5 separate regions of the Mus musculus genome follow, and regions 1, 2, 4 and 5 are each linked to region 3. A link is a loop called in an ENCODE intact Hi-C map of the cell type or tissue named here. Cell type or tissue: heart. All regions are shown on one strand.

Region 1 (5,000 bases), 87 kb before region 3:
TTACTATGATTATGCAATATTCTGAAAATATCTCTTTCATTGTAAGAGACTAGAAATTCTACTGGACCAAACAGCCAGAATTAATGATACGCCTTGAAGTCACTTAAGACTTAAGATTGATATCCTACTGTGCACTCGGCCTGCTTAACTTGCCTTTAAGAGCACAATATAACCACCAAACTCATTTGCCTTGGATTTACCATGCAATCAAGTTTTACAACCTAAGCTAATGCATAGCTGCAATCTAAAGTTAGGTGCTCTTTCATGTCCCTGACCCAGAACAGTCACGGGTAGCATTTGCTGAAAGCAGCAAACACAGATGTTGAAAACAATCTTCTAAAGTGAAGCTCCACCACAAATGTTGAACATAACGTATATATTTATATTGGTTGGTAAACAATGGTGTTTGTAATACTGTTTGTTATCTTGGTCAGTTGGGGCCAGTTGGAGTCCCTGACTCAGTCCTTTATAAACTCTGTTAAAGATTTCTATGAAGTATTCCTCAGCCCTTCCCCCATGTGATGTTCTCTGTGCTGTCCAACAAATACAAAGCAAATCCCTTTGTGAGGGACAGACAGACAGACACACACACATACAGTTACACATAGACAGACATTAACACAGACACAGGGACAGATTCACAAGATCCAGGCAAGTACAGATTCAGACTGTACAACAGACAGTGGAGCGAAGACACAGCAAACATAAAGTAGATAATTCAAATCTGGACTCATTCTTGGTTAAATGACTCCAGGGAGACACACTGGAGTCATTTCTTCCTTAATGCTACACTGATGTGTTCTTGGTGACTCAGAGTTAATCACCAATGTGTTTAACCCATGCAGACTATAATCTTTACCACCACTTCCTACCTTAAAGATTCAGGATAAATATAAAATAGGTTAAAAAAAAAAACTTTAAAAGCATTTTCTTCACACACATCCATTAAGAATCTTGAGTCAAATGATAGAATCCTCCACTGGTGGTGGCTCATGCAGGTAAAGGGTTATTACCTTCACAGAGTAAGCAATTGGGCTTATAACTTCATGGTCACAAGCGGCTGACCCAGCTCTAGGTTACATTTGTAATCAAGCAAAGATGAAGGGTCAAGAGCACAGTGTTTTGGGCACCCTTTCATCTGCCATCAGGAGCACAAAAGCTTTCTTGCAAATCTGCCTTCTCCTGTTCCTCCCCACCCCCTTCTTCCCAGCAGACTTCTGCTCAGGTCTCACTGATCAGAACTGGGTTTCTCAGTCATGCTGTCTTAGTTAGGGATGTACTGTTGTGAACAGATACCATGACCAAGGCAACTCTTAAAAGGACAACATTTAATTGGGGCTGGCCTACAGTTTCAGAAGTTCAGTCCATTATCATCAAGGCTGGAGCATGGCAGCATCCAAGCAAATGTGGGGCTAGAGGAGCTGAGAGTGCTACATCTTGTTCCACAGTCAAACAGGCTTCCAGGCAGCTAAGACAAGGGTCTTAAAGTCCACACTCACCGGGCAGTGGTGGCACACGCCTTTAATCCCAGCACTTGAGAGGCAGAGGTAGGCGGATTTCTGATTTCAAGGCCAGCCTGTTCTACAGAGTGAGTTCCAGGACAGCCAGGGCTACACAGAGAAACCCTGTCAGGACAGCCAGGGCTACACAGAGAAACCCTGTCTCAAAAAACCAAAAAAAGAAAAAATAAAAGTCCACACTCACAGTGACACAATTCTCCCAACAAGGCCACACCCACTCCAACAAGGCCACACCTCCAAATAGTGCCACTCCCCGGGCCAAGCATATTCAAAGCACCACCCATACCTAGCTTCAAACTCACTATCCTTATCTTCGGTGACAGATCCCAGTTGGCCTAGAATACTGTCACTGTCCAGGCTGGACATGTTGCTGCCAATATATGAACCAAATCTGAGTGTTCTCTGTAAGGAAAAGCAGACACAAGCTAGCAGCAGAATCTAGCCCTGTTCAGGTCAGTAGTGCTCACCAGAGTTTACACAGCAAAGAGCTGTTAAAGGCGCAGGAGTCAAGATGGGGTTTTGTCAGAGGGAAGGTAGAAAAATGAAAATTGCCTGGAGTCAACTCTCTTCTCTCAGGCAGATTCTTGCTGAGCGTACAAACAGGTCTCAAGCCTGGAGGTTGTACTACCTCTGCACCTCCAGCGGACTGTACAGCTTCTATAGGAATAGGAAATGAGTTGGAGACCAGGAAGCTTGACCCACACAGGCTCTCACTGCTGGACACATTAAACAGTGGTTTGGCTTGCGATTTTTCAACAGTAGATTGGGGAGAATGTGGCGTGCATTCAATATTTTGATTGTTAAATCTGAGTCCTTTCCTAGCCTAGCCATATGAAGTCTAGCCTCTATCTGGAAGTGAGGCCGTATCTGCCACAGCAGCTCCCAATCAGTGGGGCAATAACAAGCAGCAACACCAAGCCACCATAGCCTGAACTTGAAGTTCCTGTGTGAACCAAGGCTTGACCCTACTGTAGGCTGGTGAGCTTCTGAGTTAGGCTGCTTTGCACTACCCCACCCCGACCCCACCGCCAACTCCCTGCAAGCGGGCCTTTTCAAGGACTTGAGGCTTGCTTGCTCTTTCCTTGGTGCACAGTTTAATCCACAGATCTACGGTAGCTTCCTTCGCTCCCTCATTCCAACCTCTGGACTAGCTGAGGTTAATGAGTAAGGGGCTGGTCAGGTCAGGGCTTCCTTTTTGGCAAGGATGACAGAGTCTTCTCCCACAGTGAGTCAGGACATCAGCCCAGGGAGCTGCCAGCAAGGCCAGGCTTGGGAATGCTCCCTAGCCAATGACAAATACAGAAGTCATACTAGATCCTGGAAAAAAAAAAATGAGAATGGTCCACAGGGAGTTCCTCGGGAAGTGGGCTGGGGACTGTTAAACAAGGTTTAAACTGAAGTTAAAGCTCCCCACTTGCACTTCTGGGATAAAATAGAGCACTTTAATCAAGGGCAGTTATAAAGCAGGAAGTTCAATTTGCCTATTGAACTGAAACAAAACAAAACAGCAACTGTGCCTTGTTTGCTCCAAAGCAGCCCGACTACCATTCTAACCTGTGTGCAGAAAACTTGCACAGGAGCATCTAAATGTGTTCATTTTAGATTTTTCTCAACCAAAGTTCTCTCCTTAGAGTCTTTATTGTGGCGGGGGCAGGGAGGGGGAAGTGCTGCCTCTTTAAACAAGCTCTCTCTCCGGGTTTTAAAATGCTCAACTCGTTTCATTTTCTTGATAAAATTTATCTGTGATCAGGACTGAGTCAGACCAAAAATACTTCTATAAGATTTGACCTTTTACTGAAATCCCACATTGAGATAATACACCTAAAATGGTGGTTACCAGTAAGGCTTTTGTTTTTCAAAAGTACATTTAAAATAAATCACTTTTTTTCAAGCAGAAAACTGTTTTGAATTAAGTCCTTCACAGCCGATCAGCCTGAGAGTTCTCGCTCTTTGATTTCCTTTTCATGCAAATTACACCAGGAGAGTTGTGCGTGTGTAGCACTGTCCAAACCACATTTAGCTTTCACATTTACTTCGTGTCCAATTAAGTCTCACAAGTTTACTTGCCTGTAAGACTCTATAAGGATTACATTATTTTTTTTACTCCTAAAACAAAAACAATGCCAGCAAAAGCCATTTTTTATTGTTAGCGAATGAAACATTTTCCAATTTTACAAGGATAATTAATTCTTTGCACTTTTTCTCATGATGATGAAAATACTTTTTATTTTTGTGTGTACTCTTGTTTTTTATTGGCTAAATTTGCTTTTCAACAGTTCCATACCCACATACAACACATTTTGATGACTCTCAACCCTCCCTCCCCCTTACCGCCTTCCTTCCTGTACAGTCCCCACCCGGCTCTGCAGCTCTGCAACAAGTCACTTTCCTATGTCCAGGCCCCTTTGTTTCGTTCAGGGATTTTTAAAGCACGGTTGTCTGTGTGACCGAGAGTTTGGTACTCTCTGTTGGAGCGTACTCTCTGTTGGAGCGTGGTGGGCTCATCGTTGACTGTATGTTGAAAGGCAGTGAGGGCAACAACTTTTCATTCCTTCTGATGAAGTATTTTCATGTATTTTTTTTTCTTAATTCCAACAAACTCTTAAATGCTTTATTATTTAAAGAGTTTTTAAGGGCTTTTCATTTGAAGCTCTGTGACTTATTATAATAGCTACTCACCCCAGCTGTGAGGAGTGCCCACCTGGAGTTTAATCACCTGATTTCTCAGTGAATTCTTGTTTACCCTTGAAATGGGGGGGGGGGAGAGTGGGAGGGAGTGGTGAGGGGGAGACACAATTAATGACAGATTATCTAAAACAAAATCAACTCCAAAATTCCTGTGAGAGGCTATTTGTGTTAGTGGCAGATTTTGCGTTTTCCTTAGCAACTTGCTGTGAACACCTGAGGATAACAAAATTTTGAGCTGAACAGGAAGTCTAGGAAGAAAATCATTATGAAGCAATTACATCTAGTTTTCTAAATCACCATAAAAGGAATGTGCTGCCTCCAGAGTTAGCAGTGGTGAAGTGACAGGTTTTAAAATTGGATCAGAGAAGCAGGATTGGATGGATCTCAGGTAGTAAAGAGCTTCCCTGGCACGCACAAAGCCTTGCCTTCCATCCCCAACACCACAGAAGCCAAGCCAAGTTAGCTCGGGCCTGCAATCCCCACTTTCAGGAAGTAGAAGCAGGATGATAGGTTCAAGGTCATTTTAGCTAGCTGCACAGAGTCTGGCTGGGAAAAGCTAAAGATTTCATCAGCCCAAATGGCTGGTGTAAGCTAGAAAGGAGAATGAGCTGAATGGTGAGAAGCCGGATGGTTAGGCTCAGGGAAAGAGTCTCGGGCACGGTGTAGAGCAGTTAAGCCGCACTGCAACAGGTAGCCACCAAGAAGAGGGAGAATAGAAGAACAATGGAATAGGAAATCTGCTTCCAAGTCACAGGGGACAGCAGCAGCAGGAATGGCCACAGAATCTAAGGA
Region 2 (5,000 bases), 76 kb after region 3:
TTAGCCCTGAGCCAGTAGATGATGTGAGCCCCAACTCCTAAGTAAGATGCTATCTGCAATTGACCCCCACTGACAAAGGAAAGTGGGACCTCCTTCAGTGGAGTCTCACTGGGTATATTAACTAAATTTCAGAACAGACACCATGCAGGAGATGGCCAACACAAAATGAATTCAATATTTTTGTAGACCTTTTGTCTCATAGCTTTGGGGGACATTTTTTTTTTGTCTTACTGTTCTTTTCCTTGTTTATTTTGATTTCTGCTTTTGAATTTTTGTAGAAATTTGTGTGTGCGTGTGTTTATTTGATTAATTCTATTTTTTTAAAGAGATAAAAACAATATAAAGTTCAGTGGGGGTAGAGAGGTGAGGAAGATCTGAGAGCAACTTAGAGAGGGAAAAACTGTCAAGCAGTCAGAGTAGTCATAGATTAAAAACAAAGAATTTCACACAATTATCACTTGTGAAAGTTGCTGACATAGAGCTAATATTTCTTTCTTTTCTTTTTCTTTTTCTTTTTCTTTTTTTTTTTTTTTTTTTTTTTTTTGGTTTTTCGAGACAGGGTTTCTCTGTGTAGTCCTGGAAGTCACTCTGTAGACCAGGCTGGCCTAGAACTCAGAAATCTGCCTGCCTCTGCCTCCTGAGTGCTGGGATTAAAGGCGTACGCCACCACCGCCTGGCCTAATACTTCTTTCATATATAGGTATTTTATATTAAAATAGCAATGAACAAGGCTTAATAGCCAACTTCATATAACCTTGAGTGGGGCCCCACTACTTCCCCAGGAATTTGAGAATGTGTGTGTATGTGTGTGTGTGTGTGTGTGTGTGCGGGAGGGAGGGGGGTTGCCAGCTTTCTCTTTCCAGCTTCACATAGGTTCTAGAGATGGACTCAGGTTGCCAGGTTTGTGTGGCAAGTGCCTTTACCTATGAAGCCATCTTGCAAGTTCAAAACTGCTTCCAGTGAGATGTGTCTGCTTTATGCATCCCTATGACCTAGAGTGTATCAGTTGTAACTCTATCAGGCGCTCCTCTGGAATCACTTTGTGGTCTCATTTAGGTTCCTAACAACTCACTGAAGACCATAGCCTCAATACTTAACAAGTCCTTTATAAGACTCTGTCCCAGGGAAGCCCACATCCATGCTACCTTCTTCCCAGGGCTTCTTTCTTCTTCCTTCCTTCCTTCCTTCCTTCCTTCCTTCCTTCCTTCCTTCCTTCCTTCTTTCCTTCTCTCTCTCTCTTCTTTCTTTCTCCTAATCCCCATGCATAAAACCTATATTAAAAATATTTAAGGGGTCTAGAGAGATGACTTGGCAGTTAAGAGCAATGGATGCTCTTGCAAAGGGCAAGCTTCCCAGCACCATGATCGCTCAGGACCCTACAACTCCAGGTTCAGGAATCTGGGATCCTAACTTCTTTGGGTTCCTGCATACATATGGTGTGCACGCGGGCACACCAGGCAAAACACACATACAGGGCTTGGAGAGATGGCTCAGTGGTTAAGAGCACCAACTGCTCTTCCGAAGGTCCTGAGTTCAAATCACAACCATCCATAACGAAGTCTCATGCCCTCTTCTGGAGTATCTGAGGACAGCTACAGTGTACTTACTTATAATAAATAAATAAATCTTTAAAAACAAAAAAACAGACATACAAATAAAATAAAAGGAAATACTTGAGAAAAAAACAGGTCTTTCGGTAAGCCCCAGCACGCTTCATACTGGTTCACCTTGAAACTCTTTTCTGCGTCCAGGCCAAGGATCCAGTTCTGTTGGACTGGATGGCCTAAAAGATTACAGGAGCTTTTCAGGCCGCCGGGCAGTGGACAGCTGTGCTGTTGGCCTTGCCATCTTGTTACTATTGATAGGTTTTATTTTACGAGTGAAGGAAGACAACAAGGATATATAACCCGATTTTGAAAGCCCTCTCTGGCCACAGCAGAGGGAGAGGGTGCTGCTGAGGTGGGGGTTGGGGAAGGAGGAGCAGCTTCCGGAACAGCAAGAGAAAGATAGTTTGAGCCAGGGGGAGAGGAAGGTTAAGTTTTCAATTGTATTTTGAGGTGGCAGCTGATAGGACTCCTGAGTAAGTTGGTTAGGGCCTAAGAGGAGCTAGCTTCCGGGTTGGGCCTCAATGGTGAATCTTGGTTGCTATGAGAGAGGAGATAGAAGACAATTCCATAGAGTCTGTTGCCCCAAAGAGCAATGTTTGCCCTGCTCCTTCAGTAAACAGAATTACAGAAATGCATCCCAGCTGAGAGGAAAGTCACTCTCTGCTGTTTGGTGTGCCCTCTCCTCCTGAGGGGTCCATTTCTACTGTAGTTAGCAGTAGTTTTGGACCGCTTAACTTTCAAACGGAGAAATAAAAGGCCTTGCATTTCAAAAGACTCGGAAGGCTCCTTCAGGTCATGTTTATTCATCCAGCACTCAGGAGGAATAACTAAAAGCTGAAATTACAAACTTCTGATTAAAAAACAACAGCAACAACCGAAACATAAGACAAGGTGCATCTGAAGTAATAATGAGACTTTAAGACAGGCATCACCTGCGTGTGAACAGGCTAAAGGCTGAAGCAGTCGTGTCCAGTTCAATACAGGATGGCCGGCTGCCCTGCCCGAGCCTATGTCCAGCTTCTGCTGCTCTGTGGTTGTGCTGGCCTTGTCCTCATTTACCCCTTGGAAGCTGTTCTAAAGTTAGTGATAGCACGCAGCCCATGCCGCTATTAGCGGCTTCTCGGGCAGCCATTTGGCTTGGCAAGAGCTCGATTGGGGTAACCCTGAAAGTTTCAAATCTCCCAGGGTTGCGTCTAGGCAGCATCTGAAAAGATAGCTGTAAGGAATTTTAGCAAATATTCAGGCCCTTGTGGAACTTATTCCCTCTCCCATTCTTTCTGAGAGAATGTCCTTGAAGGGCTTTCTTCCCCTTCTCCTCTTTTTTGAGACAAGGTCTAATATCGTTGTTCAGGCTGGCCTGGACCTCACTGTGTGGCCCAGGCTGGCCTCACCTTCTGTCTCCTCCAACGCAAAGATTACAGATGCCAGCAAACACATTTGGCCCTTACATTTTTTCTTTTCTTTTCTTTCCTTTTCCTTTCTCTTTCTTTCTTTCTTTCTTTCTTTCTTTCTCTTTCTTTCTTTCTTTCTTTCTTTCTTTCTTTCTTTCTTCCTTCCTTCCTTCCTTCCTTCCTTCCTTTCTTTCTTCTTTTTGTTTTTTTTTTTTGTTTTTTGTTTTTTTTGTTTTTTGTTTTTCGAGACAGGGTTTCTCTGTATAGCCCTGGCTGTCCTGGAGCTCACTCTGTAGACCAGGCTGGTCTCAAACTCAGAAATCCACTTGCCTCTGCCTCCCAAATGCTGGGATTAAAGGCGTGTACCACCACTGCCTGGCTTCTTAGACATTTTCTTGATAGCATTCTCTGCCTCACCAGATCTCCCTGACTATTGGAGATCTGGGCCTCCTCCTCTCCAAAGAAAGCAGCCATTTTTCTTTTCAGCCCCAGAGAGGTGGCAGAGGAAGTCAATAAATCTAGGATCCCTTCCTCTTCTTGCGCCACTCCCTCTAATCCTTGTAAACCAGCCAGTCAAAATCTGCTTTTGCTGGAAAGGGCTGACTCCTCACGAGAACCTACAAGGCAGAAAAAGCATGACTGGTTGCCTTCATTTTTTTTTTTTTTAAATGTCCTATCTAGGGTCAGTCCCCTGCAGCATGGGAATCACTGGTCTATGCTTCTGGTCCTTCTGAAAGCTGGACTGTCTGTCCTAGCTCATCCTTCCTCGAGGCTGGTTGCACAAAGACCTCTTACAATGTTCCGTTTGACCCTGAGAAGGTACCTCAGGGTCTTCAGCCCTGCAGTCACCTTGGATTCTTGGAGTAGCAAAGCTTTTGCCTTACTATATCAGCCTGTAGGCAACAGCAGTCATCTTATGGGAGCCACATTGCCATCTCAAGTGAGGGCAGAGATAACCTCTTTGAACCAACCGCCAAGGAGCTATGAGGACACACCTTGAGCAGGCCTCTTTAATTATATATGCACTTCCTGCCCCCACCCCTCTTCTCAATTCAAATCTAAAACTCCTCTGGGCACCTGTGCAGCTTGAGGTGAAGTTCCTGCACCTTGCCAATGTCCTAATTTGGGGTCACTGAACTTCATGTATTCGCCCTCCCAATGGTCACATTTATTAGAATTGACTGTCACCCGTTGCTTTCAAGGGAAATGGGGTTGTGTGGCCAAGCCTGCTCTCTCAGGACTCCTGGGGCTGGGGTTCTCACTCAGAGACTCCTGGAATCCCACTTACTGCTTGGGACCGTGAAAAAGGCAGTATTGAGTCTGAGCTACGAGGCCTTCCCATGCATTTGCTCCATGGCTGAACCTTTCTGGTAGTCACTTCTACTGTCCAGTTCTCTCCGATCTCAGGTAGAACGACAGGAGTTGAACCCGCAGCCTCCTCAGGAGTCAGAGCACCCGCAGCTACCTCAGAGTTCGCTCTCCAGGTAGCCTTGGAGGCACAATTCTGGCTCCAGGGAGTCAGAGTCCTAACAAGATTTTATCACAGCCCTCAGTGGATTCCTGGACATCCCAGGAATGCCAGGTCAGGGCGTAGGGCCTTCTCTCTCTGGCAGATTTTCCAACCTGTCCTAGCCTCACCTCCCTGCTCCTGCGTCCCAAAGAATTCTGGGTCATTTTTTTTCAGGAACCCTCTTTAACTGGTTGTTTCTAGCTCCTTTTTCAGGCTGAAAGGCTTGCAACTCATCTCTTGACACTAACATTTTTTTTTCTTTCTTTTTTTTTTTTTAAGATTTATTTATTATATGTAAGTACATATCTTCAAACACAAGAAGAGACCAGGCGGTGGTGGCGCACGCCTTTAGTTCCAGCACTTGGGAGGCAGAGGCAGGCAGATTTCTGAGTTCTAGGCCAGCCTGGTCTACAAAGTGAGTTCCAGGACAGCCAGGGCTATACAGAGAAACCCTGTCTTGATAAACCGAAAAAAAAAATCACAAGAGAGCAT
Region 3 (5,000 bases):
AAGAGTTTACTTCTAGGAAATCTTCCAATCAATTGATAAAACATTAAATTAAAAGGGGCATATGTATAAAAATGTTCATTTCAGAATCTTAATACCAAAAACTAGAAATAGGCTAAATGCCCAGGAATAGAAAATTCTAATGACATATCTCAGAACATTCTAAAATAAAGATTATGAAAATTATATAGTAACTCATATGTTTATGGCATGTTAAGTGAAAAGGGATTAAGAGGACTATGAAACTATATAATTATGTATATAGACACTGACTAAAAGGGAACATGAAAACTATATGAATTGATGGTGTGGGTGTGACTTCATTTCTTCCTCATGCCCCTCCCCCAACCCCTTTCAGTTTTTCAGGACCAGGGTTTCTCTGTGTAGTCCTGGCTGTCCTAGAACTCCTTCTATAGACCAGATGCCTTGAGCTCATGGAGTCCTACCTGCCTCTGAGGGCTGGGGATTTCATTTCTTTTATCTAGAACTTTATGTCACTATAGTTGTCTTTAAACTATATGTAATTTAAAATTAAATTTATATCCTTTACAGATTATAAGATTTGTATATAAATATTTGTGAGCATACACACACACACGCAAATATATTTTGCAGGACTGTCTCCTACAAGCTGCAAGAAGCAGATAATCCAGTACCAGTAAGCATACTGAACCTTGCTCCCTAAGATCATTTTCCACTAACATGGAAACAGCCCTCTTAAAAAGGAAAAGGCTTATTCCATGGAAAAGCAAACTTAAGTAAGAGATAAAAATGTACTATCTCATTATACAAGCAACTAAGGGAGTGCTTTTTAAAAATAAAAATGAAGTAATGTTAACAGAAGCTACAAAAGAAAGTGCTTCTACTAGTTACACATAAGACAATTTGAATATCAAAATAATTATATAGTTTAACCTTAGAGGTGAAAGGCAATGGTATATGTAACCTACCCTAAGTGATTCAGAAAAACAGTACACAAATATACAAATAAAATATGGGCAGAGTGGCTGGAGAGATGGTTCAGCACTTAAGAACACTTGTGGCTTTTGTACAGGATCTTTGTTTGGGTCCCAGCACCCACAGGTTGGCTCACAACTCCAGTTCCAGAGGATCTGATACTGTCTGTCTTCTGACCTCTAAAGGCACCAGACATAACATGATGTACATAGGCAAAATATGCACATAAAAAATCTGAATTTTGAAAAATATTTGTAGATGGACATCATAAATGAGAATAAGCAAATATAGAAGTGGAGAAACAGGAATTCAAATGTACTCATATAGATTCTGAATAGTAAGCAGGGAACCAGAAGGGCTTTGTTTACAGGAGAGTACTATAGGCTGAAACTGAAGAGGGGCTGTGGATTTGTCCAATCATCTTGCATCCATCATATAAACTATATAAGCAATTATGAATGCTGAACATAAAAGGAACTTCTGATGAGTGGGATATAATGTCCCCACAAACTGCTGTCTATTTCCAGGAATGAAAAAAGAGTAACTATACAGTGGTCACACATTGACAAGGGGATCAAAATTATGATCATCAGTGAGTAATATATGGGTGTCATGTTCTACAAGTGACACTCTGAGGGACAGGCAACAGAGTCTGTGCAGTACTGAAGGCTGAAATGCATAGTCTCCATCTAACTGTAAGGAAACATGGAGTGAACATTATTCTGAAAATGTGTGACTCTGTATCCTTCAAATACATCAAGGACTTACAAGACAAAGAGTGGAAATTTTCCAGAACAAAGGATGCTAAAAGAAATAGGACAATTAAAAGCATTCCCTGGCCGAGACAGGCACCTGTCAGGGAGGGAGGAATACTATAAAGGGCCAACCTCAAAAATTGTAACATGATGGTAAAAATGCTGTTCAAGTGTATGTTTATCAGGCTGTCAGGAAATGCACTCCCAGGAATATAGACATGAAGAGCTAGGACCCATGTTTGCCTGTGAAAAGTTCAGAAGAAAGGGGGCGGGGCACAGGCAAGTAATGTATATTTAGGGAGAAAGAGAACTTGTTTCCCTACAAGAGGCAGCAAATGATCTAATAACATTTTATAGATTTGAAACTCTAGTTGGTTTTTTAACAACAGGAACATAAAAGGGTGCTGAAAACTGGGTACAGAGGTATGCACCTTTACTTCCCGTACTGGGAAAGCAACAGGTAGATCTCTGTGAATTTGAGGTCAACCTGGTCTACATAGTGAGTTCCAAGACAACCAGAGCTATATAGAGGAGCCTGTCTAGGAGAAAACAAAAAGCAAGAACAATAGACCTAAACCTGCAAACCGCTAAGCAGTGTTTAAACAATCTGTGGTTTTCAAGTTACCATTCAAAAGGGTTTCTGATTCTGACATTGAGTCTCTCTTGAATGAGGGTGCTTTTACAGTTTTTAACTAAGTTAATATCCTGAAGTCAGTGTTCCATCAGTTGCACTTCCTATGTGAAATAGTAGGAAGGCAGGGGGTGGGGGGTGGGGGCTGAGATGTCAAGACCTGTTTTCCATAGTATCCACATTTACCGTTCGCTCGCTGGTGATTGCATTCCAGGTTTTAAATGTGGCTTGGGTCCTACAGAAGTATAGAGAGTATTGCTGTATACAGAGACTTAAACTGAGTGGGTGGAAGTGGGCAGACAGAGATGATAACGCCTTTCTAGAATACAGATGGGAATGTACACCCTGATATCCAAATACTAATTACTATCTAAAGAGTGGGATTCGTTAGTCTCATAAGGTGTGACATGTTTTGGAGTTATAAAATTCAGATTGGACATTCTTCCAAGCTTTTAAATCCTGAGTGTGATGATCTGATAGAAAAATCTTTTTTTTTTCCCTTTGAAATGTAACTCGGGAATGTGCACCCTCTTGTGGTGGAAAGATCATTTTCCCCAGTGGCTTTCTGTTGACGCACAGAGCTTTGTTACTTGAGTTTGTTTTCTCCCATTTTAATGACTCAATGAGGATTTGTGGTTTGTTAAGATTTTAAACGAATCTTAACTATATGGGACTTAAATATTCTAAATGAGATGGCCATATAAGTTTTAGTCGGAGCAAACGTAGATGGCCGAACACTATTCAGCCATGTCAGTCTTGATCTTGGTTGCTAAAGTCTCTTCTTTTCCAGTTGTACCTCACTGATGCAAACCATGGACGCCTTCTCCAGTGCACTTCCTCTTTGGTGCTTAAGTTTCATATCCATGGCTTTAACGGACATAATAACAAGATGTATCTTTTTTTTATGTTCAAAAGTTACAATTCTGCAGGGTGTGGTGGCACAAACCTGTAATCCCAGCACTCAAGAGACTGAAGCAGGATTATCAGCCTGAGCCTGGGCTACAAAATTGAGTTCTAGGCCAGCCTCAAAGCCATAAAGAAGATATTTTTTAAAGTTACAATTCATCACAAGTTGTTTTTATAATAAAAACTAGAGCAAACATAGTAATATCCCTGATTTTTAAACTGTTGGGTTCTGTTTTGAAAAGCAACATTTGATAAGGCTGGAGAGATAGCTCAGCAGTTGAGAGCACTTGTTGATTTTGCCAAGGACCCAGGCTTAGTTTTAGCATAGTTCCAGGAAATCCCTCCTCTCTTGATGTTTGAAGGCACATATAAGATGCACATACACACATGTAAACAAAACACTCACAGTCATTTTTTAAAAATCCATGAGAATCAAGTGAAACATAACCAAACACAGCCCTATAGTCATCTAGGAGCAATGGCAGTTTTTCTTTTTAAAAACTTCATCTTAATTAGCCTAGTGGAAGGGACAATGTCTTGCAAGCAAAGGATCAAAAGATGCTTTTGTAAGAAAAATTAAAATATTAACTTCATTTTTTTTGTCCTGTTATAGAGTCATTTTTAAAGGCGGTTTACCTAGCTTGCTCTCACCAGCTGCAAGACGGCAGAATTTATAATCGGAACATCAGGTTTCAATAGCCATAAAACAAAAATAATACCTACTTCATAGAGGTGTTGTGGGCAGTGAGACACCTGATCCACAAAGCGTTTGATAACAATGCGTACCACATTATCAGTACCCAGTGGCTCTTACAACTTTTTCGGGGCTTCATACAACGGGAAACCTATCTGGTGAGTCCATAATTTACTCTAGCACTATTTTTTTTTTCTTTTGGAAAAGTACCCTAGTGACGTCCAAAAGATTGTACATCTTCGGCTCCAATCCAGAACCGAAAGCTCCGTCTCCAGTTCAGAATCCAAAGGCTTGTGCATGGTGGGCTGGTCGCACACCTCGAGGTCTGGGGTGGAGGGAAACGTCGGGGTGTGACAGCCGCCCGCTGGTCGTGTGATTGAACCGTAAAATTCCTACCTCGTGAGATGGTTCTAGGCTTAGGTGTGACAGATCTGGGAGGCGCTGGCGGAGGGCGAGAGCACGACAGCGATACGCGGTTTTAAGTTCCTGAGCGGCCACCCAGGGCTCGAAGGCGCACTCGGTGGCTTGGAGTTTAGTTAAAAGCGGTTTTTGTCTTGTTTTTACGAAACTCTTAAGATAGTCCCTGATTTGTTTCATCACTAGTGTGTCACCGGAGTAGTGTCCGAAAGCTGACCACCTCCACTGCCGCACAGGGGCCACGCAGGCACACACAGGAGCGCAAGACACAGCGGGGACTGGAACCGAGGAAGTAGAGAGCCTTGCGCCACGACGATCCTGCGCATGTGCCGGGGGAGAGGGAGGTAGAAGTTTCCGCATGCGCAGCAGGGTCGCGCGGGGGTGGGTGGGGGGAGGCAGGGACAGCTGTGGAGCCGGCCCGCGTTCCCGGCATGCCCCGGGGCGGCGGGGTTGGCTCTAACGAATTTGAATGAGGAGTCTCAGCGCTTTCGGCGCCATTTTCGAGTGATGCCTGATCTCATCAATCTAGCGGGAGGGAAGGGATAACCTGTCCGAGCCTAGCGCGACGCTAGGATCACGCCGGAAAATCCCCCAAAAATCATCAAAAAAATTAACTTAGAGCAGAGGGCAGTCGGTGGGGCTT
Region 4 (5,000 bases), 52 kb after region 3:
ACACTCCGTCTCTCCACGTATTTCCTCACCTTAGCAAACACTGAACAGGTCTCATTCTTACTGTTTCCGCCTGGACTTAAAACGTAAACCAACTTAAATCAGTTACTAGAAGCATGCGTCACTTATCTTGAGAACAAAGGGGTAGGAATAAAACGTAAGTTCTGGGCTTAAACCCAAAGTAGCTAACCAAGCCCCCAACTTCCGGAGGAAAAACATGGGGCCTGACTCTCCTTGCCCTTCTACCACCAAAGCACAGACCTTGAATTTGCAAAGTTCTAGGATTCAAAACTCTCCAGAAAGTAAGTCAAAAATTTAGTATTCTAACCCAGGCGTAGTGGCAGACACCTTAAGCCAAACCCAGCACTCTGAATGCAGAGGAAGGCAGATACGTTAGTTCAAGGCCAGCCTGGTCTAACTAGGAAACTGTCACAAAAAGGGGGAAAAAAGATGATTTTCCTATGTTAGGAGCCGAGAATATGCTAATGGCAGAGGTATACTTAGCATGCTAAAGGCACTGGGATAGATTCCCAAAACAAAGTTTACTCCATAGATTTCTAAAAATCTCTTATAGTTTTCACAAATATGTTTTATCTTTTACAAAATGAGGATCTTTACAATACTATCTTCATATTACTTGAAAATAAATACAACTAGGGTACCAGAAACACAGAAGCATGAACTGCGGTGGGTCAGAGACCCTTTCACAGAGCAGGGCTGAGGTTGCAGCTCACTGAAAGCGCTTGCCCAGAGTGAGCAACTTCCAGACCTACCAGAAAATACATGGATGGAAAGAACAGTTGGGAAGGAAGGCTGAAGACATGGGTCTTCTGGGCCTGGACCTGTTACTTTCAGTGCAAAACACTGACCAAAATCAACTGACACTTGCAGGTTACAATCAGTCCATCACTGAGGTAAGTCAGAGCAGGAACTCAAGGCAAAACAAACTGCTCTCTATTCCCCACAACAATGCCTTCCACCATGGAACCCACTCCCAACCAGCAGACACCATCAAGAATGTGGATGGCTGCCTGTCCATAATGGGCTCCTGCTTAGCTGGTTCATCAGCCTAAAGATAGAGCTGCCCACAGTGTGCCCAGTGTAAATGAAGACATATCCACAGACCAATCTGAAAAACAATTACTCAGTTCAGATTGTTTTCAGGTGATATTAGGCTGTGTGAAACTGATGCTTAGCATTAAATAGGGCAGAGGTGTAGTTCCCGGGTAGACTGTGATAGCATACTCCAAGGTGTAATTTAAAGCAAAAAAAAAGGGGGGGGGGGCATAATTGATTAATAGCCCCATTGAGTCCTAGCACAAAGAATGCCTATATATTGACATTCTGTTTTAAAAGCACTCCTCATACAAATGTCTAGAAAGCTGCAGGAATCTAAAGCCCTGCTCTACAGCCCCAGTAGCTGGACAACTAAGACAAACCACACAGAAGAAATGTTGCTGGATTTGTTTCCTTTAGAGCATACTTTTTTTAAATTATATATAGTAATTACCAAAAAAATGAATGGCAAGCATGGATTTTTGAATCCATGAGTTTTGAAATATGAAAAGAACAAAGGCCCTATTATTAAAGGAGGTGGTGAAGATATACTTATTCTTTTTATTTCCATCTGGAATGGTCCTAGGACTAATAAAATCGGGTATTTTTCCCCTTCATAAATACCAGAACATAAAGAAAAATAATACGGTTTACCTTTGTTCCAGGCAAGTATATGCTTTTGGCAAGCTTACTATATTTTCTGTGGAGAGAGCCAGTTCGTTTTCCCTCACGTTTTGACGGTAAAACTGGAGAACACTGTAGAGAAAGGAGAAAGAGTGTCACAGGCACAGATCTGCATTCTTGGCCCCCTCCTAGCCAGGGGGCCTCCCCAGCGGCGCGCTGACCTTCCCGACCGCGACAGTAGCACCGCTGCCGCCAGGCCGTGCCGCCCGTCACCGCCCACGCAGGTGTCCCCCGGCCGCGGCAGCGGGGCCAGCGACTCCCGGCCCCCGGTCCCTACTCGGAGCACACTGCTCACCTCCACCAGCCAACTGGGGCCGGGCTGCGCCGGTGCAAAATGGACACGGCGACCACGCCCTCTGCTTCCCGCTGTCCCGCGCCTGCGCACCACCTAGGTCGCCCAGCCTCTGGATAAGTGCTCTGGTGACGCCCACGCGCCGAGTTTGGATTGCTGTATTTTTGTTGTTGTTGTTACTTGCATTTTTCAAGAACAACAAAAACAAAAACACAGCCCAACCCTTCACACCACTTTGCCTACTTTTCAGGACCCAGCGGGCTCGGCGATCTCTGGGTAGAAAACCATTGACCCAACTTTATAGAAAGGCACTACTTCCCAGCACTCGGGAGTCAGAGGCAGGCGGATTTCTGAGTTCGAGGCCAGCCTGGTCTACAAAGTGAGTTCCAGGACAGCCAGGGCTATACAGAGAAACCCTGTCTCGAAAAAAAAAAAAGAAAAGAAAAGAAAAGAAAAGAAAAGAAAAGAAAGGCACTACTACGGTTCCCCTCAGAGGCAGGAACTTTTAACTGGTTTTAAAATATCTCAATCAATCAATCAATCAATAAAAATAAAATAAAAAATAAAGAAAAACCAAAATAAAATAAGATAAAATAAAATAAAATATCTCGCCCTGATTTCCACCTCCTATGCGGAGACCGTGGTTACAGAGGATGAAAAAGATGGTTCCTATCCAAACTTGAAAGCCGGTAAATGCAGGGTGATGTGTGCTGGAGGAGCACGTCTACTCCCGCTTGGGAAGGCCTGGGCCTTTAGGAGAGCAAATTTGGGGAAAGCGCGGTTCCAAGTCATGGAAAAGCCCCTCTTGCCCCCTTCCGCCCATTGCCTGTGGTCCCGGCTACACCATTCCTAAGACCAATCCCTGTCATTTCTAACTTAGTCCTCACGAGAACGTTACAGTGGAACCAAGAGCCTTATCCTCTAAATGAACAGGTTTTCTACAAGGTGGAAAACCAAGACGAAGCTGTGGAGGGTTTCCTCAAATTCCAACGGCACGTGTAACCGTTTATGTATACCACTTGACACGTGAAGCGTAAACTGGGGTAAAAACCTGCTAGATCGGGGAGGTAGCTTCATTTTCTAAACTATATACAAAATATATATTATTTATAAGCCTGATCCTACAACTAAACTTCCAGCTCTTTAGAAACTTGTGTCATTCTACGGAGCTAATCCACCTTTCTCTTGAGTTCCTCCAAACCCAGCAGGGCCCCTTAGCGCTCTTACCTAGATTTCCGTTTTGCCCGAGTCCTGCCTGTACTCCACTGTTAGCCCAAACGCAAAGGATGATCTCTATCTCTTAACTGAAGCTCCTTCCATAAAGGCCAAAAAACAAAGGAGTGGGGGCCTCCATCCAATGGCTATAAAAAGAAGCCTCTAGCTCCTCCCCCACACCCTTGGCAGGCTGAACCACTTCACCACCAAGATGGGGGGAGGGGGGAGGGCTCCAAGACAAGTCAGTAGGAGCCAAACCACTTCACCTTTACAGTGGCTCAGGGCCACCCAACCGACATAGCCTCAGGTCAGAGAAAAGACCACAAGACTTCTCCCAAGCAATTTGCCTCAGCATTCTTACCTAAGGTTTTCTGAGGCACAGCCAAGCTGCTTCTTGTTAGGACACACCTAACTGCAGCTGATAACACAATATCTACCTAGTCTTTGATGGTTTGCTAACAGTTAGGGTTTTTTGTTTGTTTGTTTGTTTTGTTTTGTTTTTTGTTTTTTTGAGACAGGGTTTCTCTGTGTAACCCTGGCTGTCCTGGAACTCACTCTGTAGACCAGGGTGGCCTTGAACTCAGAAATCTGCCTGCCTCTGCCTCCCAAGTGCTGGGATTAAAGGCATCACCACCATGCCCAGCCTACAGTTAGGTTTTCTATGTACAGTAATCAAATATCTTGTAACAAACAGGTTCTTTCCTACAGCACCAAAAATGTCAGTGCAAATGAAAGCTTTGTCCCAGGCCCACACAAAACTTCAGGCATAATATGCTGGCAACTGGGCACAGTGGCACAGGCCTTAATCCCAGAGTTTGGGGGATGAAGCCAGCCTATTCTACATAGTATGCTCCAAGACAGCCAAAGCTACCCAGAGAAATCCTGTCTCAAAACAAAAACCAAGCTGGGCAGAGGTGGCGCTAGCCTTTAATCCCAGCATTTGGGAGGCAGAGGCAGGTGGATTTCTGAGTTCAAGGCCAGCCTGGTCTACAAAGTGAGTTCCAGGACAGCCAGGGCTATACAGAGAAACCCTGTCTCAAAGGAAAAAAAAAAAAAATGACTGAATGAGGAGGCTTGGGGTGTGGCTCAATCAGTGTTCGTGTGCTTTCCCATTGATTTCAAAACCCCGGATTGCTCAAGCCCATGAACAATCACACAAAAAGCCTGTAAAAATATAAATGACTAATAATCTCAAGGAAAGCAGTTCTTCCTCACCGATAATCAAATGCCGAGTAAAGCATTGCTATAGGTTATATCAATTTAAAATGCAGTCATGTGGCAAAGACATGAAAGTCACAGTGATGGAGCTGCTGAGTAGGAAGTGTCTGACAGCAGGCATGAAAGAGGGGATAGATATCCATCCTTACAGCCTGGGAGAAGAAACAGGAAAAAGCGGCATAAACTGGGGAAAGAACCTGAGTGCCCAGGGCTGGGCGCTGCCCTAACAAGTCCTGAAAAGAACAAGCTGAGCCCTGCCCCACAGTCCATGAGCACCAGGTAACAATGACGCACTGTAAATTTCAAAAGGGTGGAGACTATCACAAATCGGATTAGTGTACTTACCCTGATATCTATACATGTACATCAGTGAGGTACTCCAGGAAGATGCATGTACACGGATCTATCCCTTTTTAATTAAAATTTTAAAATACAAAAAGAAGAAAAGGAAATTGAGCCTTGAAAATGACTAGAATCTTTCCAGTTATGGCACCAATGGTGATGGCTTTAGAAAAAGAGAAATCCAGGTCTGGAACTG
Region 5 (5,000 bases), 1.6 Mb before region 3:
AGGAAGGGAGCAACTGAAGGACCGGAGGCAAGGGGAGGAAGGAGGGAGGGAATGAAGAAAAAACCAAAAGCGCCCAAGAAACGCGTCTGGTTTGACTCTCAGCCCACACACCGGGAAAAATTTGTTGTGTGGGACCCAAAGTGTGGGGGTTAAGTCACAGGAAGCTGAAACAAATGTCTCTGTCCCAGGCGCCTTCAGAGTCAGAGATCTGTCTCGGGCCTCCCGCTCGCAGCAGTCAGCTCAGCGGGAGATGCCTGGAGACTCCTGGAAAGGAAAAGCGGTCTGGGATGGTCTTTGGCTGATCTTAGCAAGAGCGAAGGATCACCCGATTCCCTAAGAGACTTCACTGAGTCTCTCAATCGCACTGAGCAAAGTATCCCCAGACTATCTGGGGTACCCTCCTTTAAACCGTTAGAACTTGGTTTTCAGGAAGGCTGTTGGGTGGGTAGAGGTGGGGATGGCTAAGACACAAGGAGAATGTCGCCTGGCAGCTGTTGGAGACCTTGGCGACACAGAGGCGTATCACACATGGCTGTTCCCCCAGACACTTAAGCCCCGAGCTTCAGACTTCATGGGTAACAAAACCAGGAACGCTAGGTTTGGCCCCGGAGCTTAGCGCATTTTGGTCTATGAGGGACACTACAGTGAGGCAAATCTGAGATCTAAGGCACACAAGTCAGAGAAAGAGAGAGGGGGGGGGGAGGGGGAGGAGGAAGGGAGGGAGAGAGAGGGAGAGGGAGGGATAGAGGGAGAGAAAGGGGGAGAGGAGAGAGAGAGACAGAGAGACAGACACGCCTCGTTGGCTTGGGCTGTGGGCCTTTGGCTTCGTTTCTCTTCTGCTCACCAGGTAGTTGAGGGTTTCTTGTAAAATAAAGCAAGGGCCACGCCATTCTCTGCATTCATCCGAGAGTCTCAGAGGAGATGTTGTGGGAGGGTTCCTTGATGCTCAGCGATGGCCTCTGAAATCCTCAGAATACCATCCCTAAAACTTTACCAGATCTCGAACCTGCAGGCCCTGATTCTGACTGGCATTGTTTAGGATTGGGGGGGGGGGCTGGAGAAGGGACCCTAATCATGGGGCCCCAGCTTCCGGGGCGCCCAAGGGCTCAAACTGGCGGCACCCGGGGCTACTTCGGTAAATCAAGCCAGAGTGCGGGCAGCTCAGCACCCCTGACGGGCCTCAGTTTTCTCTCCTCTAGAGCCGCTCTGGACCTCGGGCCCCTTCGGTTTGGAAAAGAGAATTCCCCCGGCGCAGCCGTGCTCAGTCCTTCCTCTGGGATTTTCCTGAGATCCCCACGGGTTGGCCAAAGTCCCACGGGTTTTCCCTTTCAATTGGCTCGGCGTCCCAGCCTGTTCCTAGCGCCTGGGTTGCTTTTGCACTGGCGGGGCAATAGCAATAGCAATCTGCAGTCAGTCCTCGAACTGCGGGAGCCGGTGCCATCCCGAGCCTTCTCGGGCTGCACAGGGTTCTTACCAGGTGGTATTCCAGCCCTCTCCTGACCCCTCTAATCTTGTATTGGAAACCGGTGCCGGGGAGAGAAATGAGGGCTTAAAAGAAGAAAAAAAAAAGTTTAGCCCAAAGCGCGAGAGCCACCAGAGAGCTGTTATCTGCAGCTGAAGGCTGTGGTAATCGATGGGTTATTTTTACGCGGTAATAGGGCCCTGTGATTGCTCTATTAACCTTTAGACCTGTCTGAGGGACTCTCCCCTCACAGCTCCACTGCGCCAGGGCCTACAGGCACTGACGCCGACTCCAAACTAAGGTCTGGCACCCTCCCTACCCCCACCCTAGGGAAGGAACTACAGTCCTTGAATGGGCTCTAAGGTTAGAGACCAGGCTCCCCACCCCCACTTCATCCTTTTGATTGGACCCCAGTCGGTGAGGGCTACAGGGAGTGATGAGAAGGGACGGGAGACCGCAGGAGTGGGAAGAAGTGTCGGCGGCGAGGGGTGCGCGTTTTGTATAAATACATAAACTCCTGGGCTGGTGGAGGTTCTCGGCGCCTTGCAGTCTCCACCGGCTCGTGGGAAGGAGAAAAGAGCGCTTGCGTCTCTAGGCACTGACCTTAAGGGCCAGTTCAGGTTTTAGTGCCTCCTGACCCTCTCCCGAGCTCACTTCAAGGGCCCCGTAGATCTGAGGCTAGCAAGGCATCCCGGGTGACCCAGTGCCCCACCGGCGACCATGAGCCCAGTGTGCGAGGTCACCTTCTCCTCTACCAGCCCCGCCCCTTGAACAGGGCGCTGGACGTGGACCACTGAGAGTAGGGAGGAAAGAGAAGGAGAATAAACACGATCCTTGGCAGAGCAGCAAACCGCAAGGACGTCGGGCTGCACTGAGGGCAGAACGGAGCGCCCGGCACTGAGTGCTTTCCTTCCCCGAGAGTTCCGCGCGCATGGACTTTGCCTGTTGGGGGAGCTTTGGGAAGAGTCCTGCGGGCGGGCGCCGGGCGGAGGTGCTGCCGGGTCCGGGCTCCCCCGCCCCCGCCCTTGCACGTGACTCCCTTAGGCCAGTCAGCGCAGGCGATCGCTACGCGGGGGCCCGGGGAACCGCGCCGGGAGCAGGGGACAAGCCGGAGGCCCGCAGAGTGGCCGCCCGAGGCTCAGCCGCAGTTGCAGCTCCGCGGACTCACGGAGATCGCGCCGGTTTTCTGGGAAACTGGAGCTGGCCAGGTAGGGTTCCCCGAGTCCCTGCTCTTTTCCGGGGCAGGAGAAACTCACAAGTCCGCCGCCCTAGTTTGCCTGGAATAGGGAGGTAGGTAGCTGGGAAAGGAGACGCCGGTCACTCCAGTGCCCCCAGATTGGCTAAAAACTGCTCCGCTTTTGACTTTGGCCTAGCGAGGACTATTAAATCAAGTGAGACTGATTAGCAGCAAAAACTGATGGGTGCTGGAGAGGTGCGTTTGGATTGTTTGGGAGGGAACATGAATCCTTTTAATCCGTCCTGTTTGCAGATTCTCCAACTCTGCCTTCCATCCCACTGGCCAGGGCCCGTGTAATCTCTCTGACCGACTGACCCTGGACAGGCCGCATAGCCCACACTTTGGGGTGCAGATAGGATAGTGTCTCCAGCCTGCCACGCAGGGAGTGCAGAGTGGCAGTGGCAGGCAGCCCTGGGACCTGGGGGAGGGCTGGAGGCCCTTGGAGATAGGCTCGGAAACTTGCGGATCTCTTCTGCTTTCTGTCCAACCTCCTCAAACTCCTCTAGGGCTCAGGAATTGTGTGTGTTATGCACTGCTGAATACTACCCACATACACCGCTTTCGGGGAGAAAGCGACCCAGGGCCAAAACCCCGGCGGAAATCAGGGATAGTCTTGGGTAGTCGGCTCAAGCTCCCCTGATTCACGTATTCTATCGCTTGGATGTGACCCGGGAGAGTTGGCAGTTGTTACTCTTGGGGAAGAGATGTCTGGGTGATGAACTTTCACCAGGTGGAAGGAAAGAGGGGCTTTTCGGTTGAAAGGAAGAGGATAGTGAGGGACCCGAGGCAGTAAAGGATCCGGGGAAATAAGGCCGCGCTGCTGGGAAGCACCTCGGGAATTTATTTCCTGTACCTTTGGAAAAGGAAGGCAGCCAGGAAGGACGCTTCGGACATTAGAAGAAAGAAAGGTTACCTGGGGAGATTACGGAGGGTTAGTGTATAAGTTGGTTAGTGACCATTCTCAGTGTGGCGGGGACCGGAGAGACCCGCGGGAGCCTAAAGGAAAGACCTGTAAAAAGACACATTCCAGCGCGGTGTATTTTCTGACTCTCAAAAACAGGTTCCAGAAAAGCTGTGGACTAAATCCTGAAAAGAGAAATAATTTTCTTTCTGTTGGGGAACTTGGGATGAACGTTGTAGGGTGATTTGAAAGAGAGAGAAAAGTCTAGGCCAGGCCGGACTAGACTTAAGTGAAAAGATGGAGGTTACTGGGCCCCAGATCATAGATAGGCAAGAATCCACCCAGGAGAATGGTTTCTGGCCTTTCCAGAAAAGAGGGATATCTTCTCCACCTTCTATTGTTCTAGAAATTCAACATCAGGTTAAAGCATCACTCATTTGAAACTTCAGAGAGCTTCTGCCCACAAGCCTGCGATCCCAAACGGATTTAGTGCTTGCAGTTTTTCAGGCTTGCACATTAACACCACACGTATACTGTAAGTTAGATTACAGAATTCTAAATCTCTTCTTTTAACTGCTGTTAGTCAAGAAAAGAAAACGTGTATTACCTTAAAAAAATAACTTCCTGAGTTGACATTATAGAAAGTGTAATTAATTAGGACAACTACTTGACTTAAAAATTGAATGGTGGATTTTTTTTTTAATCAATGTAAATCTGCATAGTTGCTTATCGGAGTCCAGAGATTTCCAGAAAGTTTAAAACTTTATGCCTTTCTTTTTAAAGGGAAAAGTTGGTGATCTTAGGTCAAGTTTCTTGTATCCATCCTCCAGCCAAATTTGCTAGGAGGAAATGTCCAACCACTAAGCCGACAGTTTATTGTATTGCTAGAAGGAAATATTCAACCACCAAGCTGGTAGTTTATTGCACATTTTGAAGAAGTAAATATAAAACAATTTATCAGTCACCGTGTGACCGCACACTTTGTCATGATTTCCTTGTTGCTAGAGATGATGCAAAGATGGGGGAAACATTAGTGCATATACTAAATGCCCAATTCCAGAATTTTACAGTAATAAAGATGATGATTTATCGTAAGTATAAATTACATCCCAGGTACTCTCTTGTGGTGTAACCTGGAGATCTGCATTCATGGCTGTTGAATCATGTGTGTGCCTAAGGCTTCTAAGATCTGGTCATGAATGTTTTGTGTGTATTGCATTATAATACAGCCATAATCCTCCAATGACTGTAAGACACCTATAATATTTGCACTTTACAGATGAGGGACTGAAGTGTCGAAAGTTATTTATTCAGGAAGGGGACAGGCCCCAGGGTTTGTATCTAGTTCATTTAATATTACTGCAGATGCATCACTGACTAAAATAGAAACCAATCAAAAG

The links. Hi-C counts contacts between places; a loop is a spot of excess contacts. Peaks named below come from ENCODE experiments on the same cell type or tissue, not always from the same donor. Only the 100,000 strongest peaks of a DNase experiment are listed, where the experiment ranks them.
Region 1: it touches region 3 in a loop (3-fold over the local background); 2 of 42 quality-filtered maps call a loop at or near these places.
Region 2: it touches region 3 in a loop (4-fold over the local background); 8 of 42 quality-filtered maps call a loop at or near these places.
Region 4: a loop joins it to region 3, with 2.8 times the contacts of the local background. A loop is called at or near these places in 8 of 42 quality-filtered maps.
Region 5: it touches region 3 in a loop (7-fold over the local background); 3 of 42 quality-filtered maps call a loop at or near these places.

What each region holds. Positions count from the first base shown.
Region 1 is chr14:61,735,446-61,740,445 of GRCm38, reverse strand. No RefSeq gene overlaps it. Among named protein-coding and RNA genes, the nearest start is that of Gm46480, 31 kb to the right of the region's middle. In heart, no CTCF peak of the experiment used is centred here; DNase peaks (open chromatin) are centred at 2,605 and 3,885; H3K27ac peaks cover 384 bases.
Region 2 is chr14:61,572,950-61,577,949 of GRCm38, reverse strand. No RefSeq gene overlaps it. Among named protein-coding and RNA genes, the nearest start is that of Spryd7, 19 kb to the right of the region's middle. In heart, no CTCF peak of the experiment used is centred here; a DNase peak (open chromatin) is centred at 2,669.
Region 3 is chr14:61,648,638-61,653,637 of GRCm38, reverse strand. All of the region lies in intron 1 of Dleu2 (deleted in lymphocytic leukemia, 2), which reads left to right. Among named protein-coding and RNA genes, the nearest start is that of Mir15a, 19 kb to the right of the region's middle. In heart, a CTCF peak has its summit at 2,885 (motif pointing left); a DNase peak (open chromatin) is centred at 4,757; H3K4me3 peaks cover 1,441 bases; H3K27ac peaks cover 957 bases.
Region 4 is chr14:61,596,603-61,601,602 of GRCm38, reverse strand. It overlaps Trim13 (tripartite motif-containing 13), which reads right to left and starts at 2,091. Exons shown (of 3, transcript NM_023233.3): 1 at 2,033-2,091; 2 at 1,708-1,809. In heart, no CTCF peak of the experiment used is centred here; a DNase peak (open chromatin) is centred at 2,092; H3K4me3 peaks cover 1,786 bases; H3K27ac peaks cover 1,248 bases.
Region 5 is chr14:63,242,821-63,247,820 of GRCm38, reverse strand. It overlaps Gata4 (GATA binding protein 4), which reads left to right and starts at 2,550. Exons shown (of 7, transcript NM_008092.4): 1 at 2,550-2,670. In heart, a CTCF peak has its summit at 2,430; DNase peaks (open chromatin) are centred at 30, 1,300, 1,900, 2,480 and 2 weaker places; H3K4me3 peaks cover 5,000 bases; H3K27ac peaks cover 5,000 bases.